2 separate regions of the Homo sapiens genome follow, and region 2 is linked to region 1. The links are chromatin contacts, found by Hi-C or POLR2A ChIA-PET in ENCODE. All regions are on one chromosome and are shown on one strand. Each heading gives the region's core, a stretch centred on a gene start or an enhancer-like site at or near the end of the contact. The rest is flanking DNA. Distances are from core to core; before and after follow the strand shown.

Region 1 (6,467 bases), core at 1,321-3,820:
AAGGTGTCTGCACGAGCAGCTCCGCAAAGGGCAGAAGGACCCAGACCAGAGGACCAGCATTCCAGCGGGAGGAAACAACTGCGGAAAAGCCCTGAGAGGGGAATGAGGGTGGCCTGTCCAAAGCTTGGGGGAGGACGCTGCTCTTGGATGGTAGCAAGAGAGGATGTGAGGGTGGTGAGCAGGGGTGTGGTCCTGTAGGGAGGACCTTGTGGGTTGTGGGGCCGTGTGTGATTCTGGATGCTAGGGGAGGTGATACATAATTCAGGATTTCTTGGGAAGATGGTGCCCACTGTTTTTGTTTTTGTTTTTTTAAGACAGAGTCTCACTCTGTCACCCAGGCTGGAGTGCAGTAGCACGATCTCAGCTCACGGCAACCTCCGCCTCTTGGGTTCAAGCGATTCTCCTGCCTCAGCCTCCCGAGTAGCTGGGATTACAGGCATCTGAGTCCACTGTTGAACCCACCTACTGTATCTCATTGCAGGCTCAAATAATAGCCATTAATGCAATGTAGGTTCCAATCCCAAGTCTCCAAGCAATGATTTTGGGGCAGAGGTTGTACTATACATACACCTATAGATATTTCTTGGCATCTTATTACAATGCTTTGCAATGTGGCATGGGGTTTGTTTCTCAGATTTTACACAGGAAGTTTAGTTACTGATATATAGGTTGAGCATTCCAAACCAAAAACCCGAAATCCTCCAGAAATTGAAACTTTTTGAGCATCAGCCTGATGTTCAGAGGAAATGTTCATTGGAGCATTACGGATTTTGGATTTTTGGATTTGGGATGCTCAACTGATAAGCATATTATGCAAATATTCCAAAATCCAAAAAAATGCAAACTCCAAAACACTGTGATTCCCAAGCTGTTTATTATTTTTTGAGATGGAGTCTTGCACCGTTACCCAGGCTGGAGTGCAGTGGTGTGATCTCGACTCACTGCAACCGCCATCTCCTGGGTTCAAGTGATTCTTGTGCCTCAACCACCTGAGTAGCTGGGATTACAGATATGCGCCACTACGCCCGGCTAATTTTTGTATTTTTAGTAGAGACAGGGTTTTGCCCTGTTGCCCAGGCTGGTCTTGAACTCCTGGCCCCAAGTGATCCTCCTGCCTGGGCCTCCCAAATTGCTGGGATTACAGGCATGAGCCACTGTGCCTAGCCCCCTAGGTATTTAAATGAGAAGCATATTCAACCTGTACTAGAAACATTGTGTTATGTCTTTCCATGTCCCAGAAATGGATTCAGGGACATCATTTCTATTCCTCATAGAAATGAGCCATCTTTAGGTGTCTGGGCTTGGTGACTTATGCCTGTGATCCCAGCACTTTGGAAGGTTGAGGCAGGAGGATCCCTTGAGCCCAGCCATTTGAGACCAGCCTGGGCAGCACAGTAAGACCCCATCTCTACAAAAGATAAAATTATATCACTTCTCAGCCTTTTAGCTAAGATCAAGTACAAAAAATAAAATTATTAGCCAGGTGTGGTGGTATGCACCTGCAGTCCCAGCTCCTCAGGAGGCTGAGGTGGGAGGATCACCTGAGCCCAGGAGGTTGAGGCTTCAGTGAACCGTGATTGTGCCACTGCACTCCAGCCTGGGTGACAGAGCAAGACCCTGTCTCAAGAAACAAACAAACAAACAAACAAACAAACAAAAAACTCCTTGGGTAATGACCCAGCGGTCACCCATTGTGACCAGTTTTTCCATGGGACTGAACCACTGTCATTTGTCTGGTGCTTTATAACAGCTTACAAAATACTTCTGCAGCCACTTTCTCATTTGCTTTTCCCCAGTGCTCGTAGCGTTATTGGCGATGTATAGATGCAGAAGCTAAGAGAGGTTAAGTCATTTGCCCAAAGTTACGGAGCAAGGGGAGACCTGGACCTAAGCTCCAGTCCTTGGCCTTTGCTCTCAGACTTTCCCAAGTCCCTGCTGTGGGGCCTTTGGTGGCAGCGGGCCAAGGCAGTTCCGGGCACCTGGGCTGACTGTGTGACTGTGAGTTTGGTAAGCCGAGCCTGGCAGGTGTTTGCAATTCCCTGAGCTGGCTCCTGGGAATGCATTCTGTGCCATGCAGGGCCGTGTTGCAACGTGACTAATGGATGAGAAGGTTGAGGAGGAAAGCCATTACTTCACCAATGTGAATCAAGGTCATTCGTCACCTCGGGAAGCACACGGAGCTGCGACGTTCAGGAGGGAGGCACGCTGCTCCCAAGCCAAACCACGATGCAGCCTGGCACCAGTCCCATGCAGCAGGGAGAAGGGGAGTTTCTGGAAGCGAGGATGAGCTGGGCAGCCAGGCCCAGGGCCCTGGCCGTGCATGCATCAGCCCCTCCTGAGAAAAAGAGCTCAAGGACTACATGGGGTCTTACCCACGAGTGGGGCAACGGTGCAGTTTCCAGGAGGCGTTGGCAGGAGCTGACCGGCCACTGACGCTGGCCGGGGTCCCTAGGGGACAGGGACTGGAGGGTCAGCGGCCTCTGACCATCCAGCGTCATCTGAGGAAATCAGGCCAATCGTGAGCCACCAGAGTGTCCTCACCGAGACGGCCTCTCTCCCTAGTATAACAAGCCACATTTGCTGCCTTTCTGGGAGAGTTAGAAGCAAGCCACGTGGGTGACTTCTTTTCAAAGTTCTCTGCCTCAGAGGAGGAAGCCCCATGGGTGGAGGCCAGGCCCGAGGCCATCCTGCTCTGGGCCAGAGCGTGCCTGTGTCTGATGAGCGAGGACATGCCTCGTCTGGCTGAGCCTTCCATTTCACACCGGCAGCTCGAACCCCCCATCACGGCTTCCTTTTGGGCTCCCCTCCTCAGGGGACCGAGCTTGAAATGTGCTTGCCCTTCATCCCTAAGGCCTGCGTCCCTTCCTCAGAGAGGACTAAGCCCCTCTCCCAGTCTTGATGTTCTCCGAGGCCCTTCTTATTCACAGAACCTATCTGGCTTATTTATTCGCTTGCTTGCTTCTGATGTCTTCTCTTACTGAAAGGTAAGTTATGTGGGAGATGGAATCATGCCAGCTTTGGTTCACCATTACATCCTCCACACTTTTCTATTCTGATTTATTTATTTATTTTAGAGTCAGAGTCTTGCTCTGTCGCTCAGGCTGGAGTGCAGTGGCACAATCATAGCTCACTGCAGCCTCAAACTTCTGGACTTAAGTGATCCTCCTGCTTCAGCCTCCTGAGTAACTAAGACTACAGGTGTGCATCACCATGCTTGGCTAATTTAAAAAAATTGTTTTAATACAACAATTAGCTGGACGTGGTAGTGTGAACCTGCAGTGCCAGCCACTGTGGAGGCTGAGGTGGGAGGATCACTTGAGCCCAGGAGATTGAGTCTGCAATGAGCTGAGATCGTACCACTGCATTCCAGCCTGGCAACAGAGTAAGACCCTGTCTCAATTTTTTTTTTTGTAGACGTGGGGTCTCACTATATTGCCCAGGTTGGTCTTGAACTCCTGGACTCAAGGGATTCCTCTGCCTCAGCCTCTAGTGTCACTGGGATTACAGGTGTGAGCCACTGGACCTCGCTCCCCTGAAAAGTTTTTGTGGAGCCTGGCACCAGGGGAACCCAATATCTATCCTTTGAATGAATGAATAAATGCAAGGAAATAAATGAAGAGGAGGCGGGGGTCAGGAGGGGCATGTTTTATATGAGTAGATACCATGCAAAGGTCCTCCTGGGTGCCATCGCCAGTGCGGGGCAGCCTGCGAGCCCCTTGAGGGAGGTCTCCCTGACACACTGCCCACTCCTCCTGGGGCCGAGCAGGAGTCACATCCAAGGGCTGGGTCATTATCTGATAAATGAGTGGGTTGTGCGGATGAGTAAACAGGGACTGACCCAGAGGTCAGGTGTAACTCAGCCTCAGAAACTGCGTGTGTCAATAGGAATCGAAGGGCCAAGGAATGTGTTTTTCGTTGATGTCAACTTGCTGCAAAGGACCACACCTGCTTCTCGACCCAGGAACGTGGGAAAGGGAAAGGCTTGGCTTGTTTTGGTGGAGATGGAGATGCTGGTAACAGTGGAGGAATGCCCTCCTTCTGATTCACAGTGGGGAGGTGCTCTGGGCCCCTGCCACTGCCCGAGGACTTCAGGTAAGTCAGCCCGTGGCCCCCAGCCCTTCCCTGCCAGACGCCCTGGCAGACGGCTTGTTCTGACAAGTATGCGCTTTCTGGATGGAACAGCCTCCCTTTTGTCCAAACCCTTCCTTTGAATTTAAAATGCACAAAGAACCTTTCGAAGAGGAAAAGAATGGGATCAGGAAGAGGAGGCTGTATCTCATTTGGACACTCAAGCCCTCAGCTCCTGCCCAAGAGTTTCTGGAATTTGCTCCCACATCACGTCATGACTTTTGGCTCCCAGCCAGGTGCGGTGGCATCTGTGGCTTCATCCTTCTGGGAAGTCAGGGTCATGTTCCCTTGAGTCTTCTCCCTTTCCTCTCCCCAGCTTTTGGTTGTCCTGCTGAGAGGATGCGGCATTTGAGCAGTAGCTTCTGGAGCCCAGAGTGAAGCCCCACCCAGGCACCCTGACAGGACCACAGGAATGCTCCTGGCACAGCAAGCAGGACTCTTGAGAAGCTCAGCCTCCACGCTCCTTGTAGATGTTCAGTTCAAACTCCACAGTTTGTGTGACTCACTGAAGGGCTTGGTTTGGCTCTCGCTGACGAGTCTGTCATCGGTGCCAGGTGACACGCTTTTCCCCTCCTCCCGTCTAGTCCTCTCTCTTGCCCCAGGGCTTCTGGTGGGGAAGTTTAACCTCCTCTTCATAAGCAGTGGGAGGGCTACTGTGCTGCCCTCTGGCCCAAGCTCTGGTATTCCCTTTGCAGTGGTGGGTGCTCTCATTCCTTTGCAATGTGCCCTGCAGTGTGAACCCAGGGGATCCATGAGACAGGGAACTCACGTCTGTTTTCTTCATTTGGTGTAGCATGCCATTGGGCGTTTGCCAGACAGGGCCTATCATGTGGGCCCTACACCTATTCACACACCTGCCATTTGCCTTCAGAATCCTGTTCCCAGTGGGTAATGGGTTTAAAAGCCCATAGCTGAGTTTATCCACATTGGATCCGACCCACATTCCAATGCTCTTGTAAGTCTCCAGTTGGTCAAATGAGCAGTTTGATCCCTTGATCCTTCAAAATACTGGATATATTTATTTCTTCTTGCCTTTTGATCTTTCAAGCTTGAAATTTCTCCGCACATAAAAGTCTTCAAAATGCCCTCAAACTTCTGTCTCCAAAGGCAATTTTTTTTCACTTTTTCATTTTTTTGTAGAGATAGTCTCACTATGTTGCCCAGGCTGGTCTTGAACTCCTGGCCTCAAGTGATCCTTCCCCCTTGGCTTCCCAAAGTGCTGGGATTACAGGTGTGAGCCTCTGTGCCCAGCCACCAAAGGCATTTTTACTTGGCTCTGTACAGTGGAGCTGCTTCTCTATTTGGAGGTTGAAGTTTGTGTCAAGTTCTTGAGTTTGTAAGAATAGGACATGAAAGCAGAGAGCCTTTTAATCAGATGAGCAGCTATCTATGTTATGTTTTCACAGATTTTGATTCTTCTTTTTTTGAGATGGAGTCTTGCTCATCCGCCCAGGCTGGAGTGCAGTGGCGCGATCTTGGCTCACTGCAACCTCCGCCCCCCAAGTTCAAGTGATTCTCCTGCCTCAGTCTCCCAAGTAGCTAGCTGGGACTACATGCGCGTGCCACCACACCTGGCTAATTTTTGTATTTTTGTATATATTAGTAGTAGAAACAGGGTAGGCTGGGCGCTGTGGCTCAAGCCTGTAATCCCAGCACTTTGGGAGGCCGAGGTGGGTGGATCACGAGGTCAGGAGATCGAGACCATCCTGGCCAACATGGTGAAACCCCGGCTCTACTAAAAATACAAAAATTAGCTGGACATGGTGGCATATGTCTATAATCCTAGCTACTCAGGAGGCTGAGGCAGGAGAATCACTTGAACCGGGGAGTCAGAGGTTGTAGTGAGCCGGGATTGCGTCACTGCACTCCAGCCTGGCAACAGAGAGAGACTCCATCTAAAAAAAATAAAAAATAAAAGAAAACAGGGTTTCAGGGTTTCACTATGTTGGCCAGGATATTCTCGATCTCGTGACCTCATGATCCGCCCGTCTCAGCCTCCTAAAGTGCTGGGATTATAGGCGTGAGCCACCGCACCTGGTTGATTTTGATTATTCTAAGTAGGGATAGTCGAAATCTTCATAGTGTTTGACATTTCATGTATTTATCAGCTGAAACTGATTGTTTTCATGGTTTTGAGGAATCTCAGTGAAATAATTCAGTGTTGCCAGATCCAGGGAATCTTTTCTCCCCAAGGCATTTGCTGTATAATCAATAAATGTATGTATCATATGGAAAGGTATGATTAGAGTACACTTAGAATTAGTTTATTTCTCTAAAGATGCTTTTACCTTAGCTGGGCATGGTGGTACGCACCTGTAGTCCCAGCTACTTGGGAAGCT
Region 2 (6,467 bases), core at 2,195-4,694, 250 kb after region 1:
CCTGCACCTGTTAGCAGTGGTGCCATGGGGCTGGCAGGATGGCCAGGGTCTCAGGGAAGCACTTCATCATCAGATTGGACAGTGCAAGAGCTCAGCTGTGGTGAAAGCTGCCAACCCCTGGTATGCTTTGCTTCCTGTTCATGTCCAGAAACTTCTGGGTTGACTTGTGAGTTACTGGCTAGTCTTCCAACTAATTTTTTTCTTGGTGACATTCACAAGAGTCAGGAGTTTTGTTTATTTGTATCTTCATGGGTATGAGTTGGAAAATGAGAGAGATTTTCCTTTTCCATCCTCTCTCATCATATTATTGAGAGATGAGCACCCAGAGCTAGGGTGTGACCATTGATAAACAGAGATGGTGAAAATGCCGTAAGAAAGAAAGGCAGTAAAGTTTAGGATGTGAGGCTAGAGGAAGGTCTAGCTCATTGTTCTCCTGCAGCCCTGAACCCACATCAACAATATCGGTTGGCAAGCCACTATCACATCACATTGAGACCACCTGTACCACTGTCACCATTACCAGCAGCACTGCCCGGCACTGTAACCATGATGGTCTTGACTAAGTCAGCATCTCTGTGTACTCACCTCCTGTCTTCCTCTAAGCTCCTCTCAACAGATTCTCTTTGTCCAGGGTTCTTAGCCAGCTTGGATGTGAAGCTGAGGTGAGGCTGCTTACAGCCGTAAATAGGGAGCAAACACTATGCCCGCGCCCGAGCCCTGGATGTTGCTGTATCCACGCTATGTGGGCATGTGATGGTGCTGTCCATCTGGAAATCTTAGAAAACGGTGTTTTTACCTGTGCTCATGGCCGTGGGCAAAAGGCCTCTTACAGACTCTTAGAAGAAGATAACATAATAAAAGCTAATATTTGTTGAGTGCTTATTATGTAAAATCTCCTTTAATTTTTCCACCATCCTTATGAGGCAGGTGTTATTATTATCCCTAATTTACCCGGTCTTGGTGGTAAAGACAGCCCACCTTTGCTGCTACCTTGCTGCAGTGCCCGTGCAGGAGCCTACAGGCTCCTAGGTGGTTTCCAAAGCTGACTCTACATCAAAATTCCACAAAAAGTCGAGACAACTGCAGATTTCCAGGGTCCACGCCCAAAGATTTTAATTCAGTAAACCTTGAGAGGGTGAGGGTGAGGGCTCGGAGATGGAATTATTGCAAGCATCCCAAGGGATTATGAAGGAATCTGCCCGTGGACAAGCCCCCAGGAACACTGGCTGACACGAGCACATATGTGGCCATTCCTGTTCTGTGCGTTTGGCTGAGAAGGCGTGTAGGTCACAGTATTCTTTCCTGCTAAGCCTCGACTTGGCCTCAGAATCCGTCTCAGTGCAGGCAGTGACTAGCAATCATTTGCAGGTGGCTTCAAGACAAAACCAATTTGTCATCCTCAGCCTAGAGCCTCCAGAAAGGGTACTGAAGAAGCTGAGTTTTATCACAGTCCACCAATTCAACAAAGAAAATGACAGAGTATCTCTGCACCTCTGGCTTCTTTCTACTGTGCAATGGGGGGAGAAGATCATGAAACTTTTCACCTTCCTGGAGAGGGTAGATTCTTATCTCTAAATTACTCTGTTAGTGAAGGGAATGCTGGCTATTATAACATTTTATAACATGTTATAACTGTCATTGAAACTGTTCTGTGGTTAGTTTTTTTTTTTTTTAAGCAATCAAATGATCAGGTTCTACCCCATGAATTGGATTAGCTTGCACATGTTGGACCTATTAGTTAGGATGGCTCTCAACACCAAATCAGTCACATTTAATCAGCAGCAGGGAATGGGAAAGGGGTCCTGTTCCAACCAGCCCCTCATGTTCCAGGCAGATGAAGGCTCTGTCGTCCTTGATGTATGTTTTCTAGATCCCCCAGGTGTTGACCTCCAGGAGACAGATGGTAGTGAAAGACAGTGGAGAATTGCCCAGGAAGCTCTTTTTTTTTTTTTTTTAAATGGAGTTTCACTCTTGTTACCCAGGCTGGAGTGCAGTGGCGAGATGTCGGCTCACTGCAATCTCTGCCTCCCAGATTCAAGCGATTTTCCTGCCACAGCCTCCCAAGTAGCTGGGATTACATGCATGCGCCACCATACCTGGCTAATTTTGTATTTTTAGTAGAGACAGGGTGTCACCATGTTGACCAGGCTGGTCTTGAACTCCTGACCTCAGGTCATCCACCCACCTCAGCCTCCCGAAGTGCTGGGATTACAGGTGTGAGCCACCATGACCGGCCCAGGAAGTTTTACAGATCGCTGGTAGAGGGAAAATTGGCCGGAACCCAGTCACATGGCTATGCTCAACTGCAAATAGCCTGGGAAATAGAGCCCAGCTTGCCCAGGAGGAAAGGGAAGCGGGTTTGATGAGTAGCTAGCCAGAGTTCCCTTGGAGCTAGGGGGGTCTGTGGCCATGCCCTAGAAGGAGTGATTGAGTCCCGCAGAATCCACAGTGGGTAGTTCTTGTGTCAGTGACATGTAATCTTGTCACTCTTGAGTTGTTCCCATATTAGACAATTAAAATACATTCAATGGGACGGTTTTCAAATTTTGAATAGTAAGCACACATACACTCACACACACACACACACAAAATCTAAGAACAATAAATACTTTAAAATTCTTCGGTGGGCGGATCACGAGGTCAGGAGATCGAGACCATCCTGGCTAACACAGTGAAAGCCCGTCTCTACTAAAAATACAAAAAAATTAGCTGGGCTTGGTGGCGGGTGCCTGTAGTCCCAGCTACCCAAGAGGCTGAGGCAGGAGAATGGCATGAACCCGAGAGGCGGAGCTTGCAGTGAGCCGAGATCGCGCCACTGCACTCCAGCCTGGGTGACAGAGCAAGACTCCATCTCAAAAAAAAAAAAAAAAAAAAAATTCTTCTTCCTCATTTGAACACTCTATAGTAATATTTTTGGAGTTCTGGAATTCTCTCCATTATTTAACAATCTCTTATAACTTTTATGGAGCTCTTTACAGTTAAGATCTTAGAATGCCTGTCCAGCTCACCTCATGGTTTTGTTTTTTTTAGCTGTTTGTCTTCCAAACTGTTTTCTTCAACTCTAAGGGAAGCCTGTCAGAATCTGTCCTGGTCTTCTCCGTATTCTGAAATGAAGACTGGAGGGATAAATAGAAGTTTCTGGCTTCTTTGGAAAAATGTTAATCTGGTTCTTTAATTTTGGAAGCAGGTGTCCGTGGTAAGGAAAGTGTGTGCTCTGAGGCCACCTCTGGTATGTGTGTGTGTGTTTGGGGCTGGAGGGTGTGGGGTGTCACCTGGCCAGAGCATTGAACCTCTTATTGTCTCCATTTACACAATGAGGATAATAACAGCAACCTCACAGATGGTAGTGAGGTGTAGGGGAAGCAGTGCCTGATGTATGGTAGGCATCAAAACTGGTAAGTGTTGTTATTCCTATTGTTAATGCCAGAGTCAAGGGGCTCAGACATGGCTCGGGATGTGTGGGTAGAATTTATACGTAGGGATAAGAATCTGTACATATAAATGCAGAACAAAGGTGTGGTCGGGGGTGCTCTCCCGCTGGCCCGCTCCCTGAAGGGCTTCTATTGGGGGTGTCTCCGAGAGTCCTCCCTTGTAACAAACCCTGTATGCCCTCCAGCCCTCGCTGCACAGTGACTCAGTTTCCTCTGTGATAAAAGGGGATTCGACTACAGTTCTAAACTTGCCTGTAAAACACATTGAGAGCTTTGAAATAAAGGTGGTATTTAGTGTGAGTTCAAAGCGTTATGTAATTATTTTATTGCCCCTTTTATTCCTGAGTTTTTTTTCTGTTTGCTCTGCTTACAAACCCAAGCTACAGCCATAAAACCACTTTTATGCCAGCGCCTTTCACACACATTGTGTACCAACCGCACATCGCCATCAAGGTGCAAAGTGCTCAGGAGGATGAGCATGGAGAAGCAGAACAGGAGCGCCAGCAATTTCCGCCTAATTGAGGCCATTACTGTGCACTGTCACTGAAACTGGGTCATGGTTGATGGTTTTTTTTTTTTTAGCTATCCAAATGACCAGCTTCTGTCTCGTGAATTGGATTAGCTTGCTCATGGGGGACCTGTTAGTAAGGATGGCCCCCAACATCAAATCAATTCTGTTTCTCAAGCCATCATTCTTTCTTGCAGGTTCAGAGCCTATGTCCTGCCACCATTCTTTCCAGAGTCCCATTACCTGAAACCATAGGATTTTTTTTTTGTTTTTGTTTTTGTTTTTGAGATGGAGTCTGTCTCTGTAGCCCAGGCTGGAGTGCAGTGGCATGATCTAGGCTCACTGCAACCTCTGCCCCCCAAGTTCAAGCAATTCTCTTGCCTCAGCCTCCCGAGTAGCTGGGACTACAGGTGCAAGCCACCACACTCAGCTAATTTTTGTATTTTTAGTAGAGACAGGGTTTCACCATGTTGACCAGGCTGGTCTCGAACTCTTGACCTCGACCTCCCAAAGTGCTGGGATTACGGGTGTGAGCCACCGTGCCTGGCCTTGAAACCATATGATTAAAGAAGCTTTGAGTTGGAAAAGACCCTAGGGGTCTGCTGATGTCACCGCCCACCCAGGTGGAAGTCCCTTTTACAGCATCCCACGTGGACAGTGGCACAGCCTTTGCAGCAAACACAGGGTCCACCCTCACTATGTGGAGAGGCCTCCCATCCTATCATTGGGTGGATGTGGTTGCAAAATGCTTTTCCTTACGCCAACAGAAACGTGACTAAACTCAGGTGAGTCCCAGAGAGCAGGAAAGGCTTCGAAAGCTCTGTCAGTGTCGGGCCTCTTTAAACCCCTGAGCGGGAAAGGAAGAAATTCAGGATCCGAGGGGGCATTTCCATTCTGGTTCTTTCTGAACTTGGTTTTACAAACCCTGGTAAGTGGCAGCCCATTTAAACGAGGCACTGCTTGGGGTGAATTTAACAGGATTGAGTCTTCAAGGGCAGCATCTTTGTTGCTGTTCTGATCTGTGCCTTTCACTTTTAGTTAAAATAAAGAACTGCAAGCCAACATATTATGGAAGAACAAGGGAAGCCTCTCTGGCATCTGCCTAACCCACCAGGAGCTTAAAGGGAATGATCCAGTCCTCAAATTTATGGCCTAAATCATTTATTCAGTTGCATTCAACACATTCCTACTGTGTGAACAGTCCTTCAGGATAAGAGAATTCAGATCGTTACGCTTGAGAAACTTACAAACTCCTTAGGGAGGTGGGAAACTTTAGCTGGACAAGATCACTGTACACCTCGCCCCTATGGAAATCTCACCTTCAGACATTGGAGAAGTGCAGTGGCCATTTGGAGCATCTATTCTTCCTCCCTCCATTGGTCTTTGGGTCACGCACACCCCAGAGAACAGCTTCCTTCTGTCAGTCAGCGATCTCACCCCATGGACCTAGAGAGCAAGGAGAATGTGAGTGGGTGCGGGGCTGCAAGGCAAGCAACCTGACTCTGAAGACAGGTCCAGCCAGGGAAAGCTGGTTCTGCGGCCAGACAGTGACAACCAGACGCTGGGGTTGGCGGTTAGATGCTTTGCAGGAAGCCCATGAAAAAAGCTCTGCAAAATTGTATGGAATAAATGAACACGTGAGGGAGTAAATGAACCTGGAATCTACTCTATGTCTGCCCATGGTCCCAAAGTATTACCCAACTCCATCCTCATTCTTCTGTGCCATATGCTTTAGTCCAGATGGCTCAGGGAAGGAGATTTCTAAAACCAAACAATTCTAGACACCTCTTGCATCTGAGTGCATCCTCACACTCCTTTCCTAAGAGACTTTATAGAGCAGAGGATTCTAGAAGCAAGGTCTTGTGGGATTCTCCCTCTTTTAATCTCTCAACAAAGATAGGCAGAGGAATTTATTATTATCCACTTAAGTTGATTGGTGTCCAAGAAAATCCAGCAGTGAGTGCACTAATGTTTAGGTAGAGCCTTTTAATGTGAGCTCAAAGCACTTGGGAAAAATTTTATATTCATAGTGTTCAAGTGAAGCAAGTAGATGTCAAGAATTATTATCCCATTTAATAGGTGGAAAATCGGAGGCCCTCATTCATAGAGTGAGTCAAGAATACAGCTTGGGAGAGATGCCAAGTCTTTCTCTGCCTGCACAAGTAGGTGAGATACCACGCGAATGTCTCTGTAACATGGGTTTTGGCATATTTGCCTTCTCTGAAGTCAGCTTTCCCTGGTCAGGGTTCCTGCAGGAGCCAGATAGTGGGGGATGGGTGCAAAGCCATCTATACCTTTGCCGTGTCAGTCCCTGGGAGGGGAGGATGGTGGGCTTCTCTCCAGGGGGCCTCTGCAGCTGTGTTCCTGCACTGTCTAGAGTCTCTTGGCAATTCATATTTCTTGTACACTCTTCATTCTTGCCCTCTTCCTCTTGGGACACAGGGACATACCTCACCTTCCCCAGTGAGTCCCACATCCAGCTTCTTCTTTTCTGCTGCATCTCCTGGGAATTCTCAGGGTCTTCAGCC

What was found. Hi-C counts contacts between places; a loop is a spot of excess contacts on that map. ChIA-PET counts read pairs that join two places held with the same protein, here RNA polymerase II (POLR2A). Pooled maps may share reads with other maps.
Region 2: a map of transverse colon shows a loop between it and region 1 (2.9-fold over the local background). The contact joins the enhancer-like site here to the promoter of LINC01348 in region 1. A Hi-C loop is called at or near these places in 4 of 168 maps with a recorded cell type or tissue (DLD1, astrocyte of the cerebellum, endothelial cell of hepatic sinusoid and 1 more) and 3 of 50 pooled maps. POLR2A ChIA-PET finds 5 or more read pairs at or near these places in 2 of 52 experiments (OCI-LY7 and activated CD4-positive, alpha-beta T cell).

The regions. Positions count from the first base shown.
Region 1 is chr1:235,065,921-235,072,387 of GRCh38, reverse strand. It overlaps LINC01348 (long intergenic non-protein coding RNA 1348), which reads left to right and starts at 2,570. Exons shown (of 4, transcript NR_027454.2): 1 at 2,570-2,984; 2 at 3,886-4,092; 3 at 4,445-4,682.
Region 2 is chr1:234,820,833-234,827,299 of GRCh38, reverse strand. The region is part of intron 2 of LOC107985365 (a long non-coding RNA gene); the gene reads left to right. Among named protein-coding and RNA genes, the nearest start is that of LINC02961, 64 kb to the right of the region's middle. Within about 2 kb of position 3,444, at least 2 of the 41 ENCODE cell types and tissues checked have a DNase peak (open chromatin) inside an H3K27ac peak, as active enhancers do; they include transverse colon, where a contact is called at or near this core.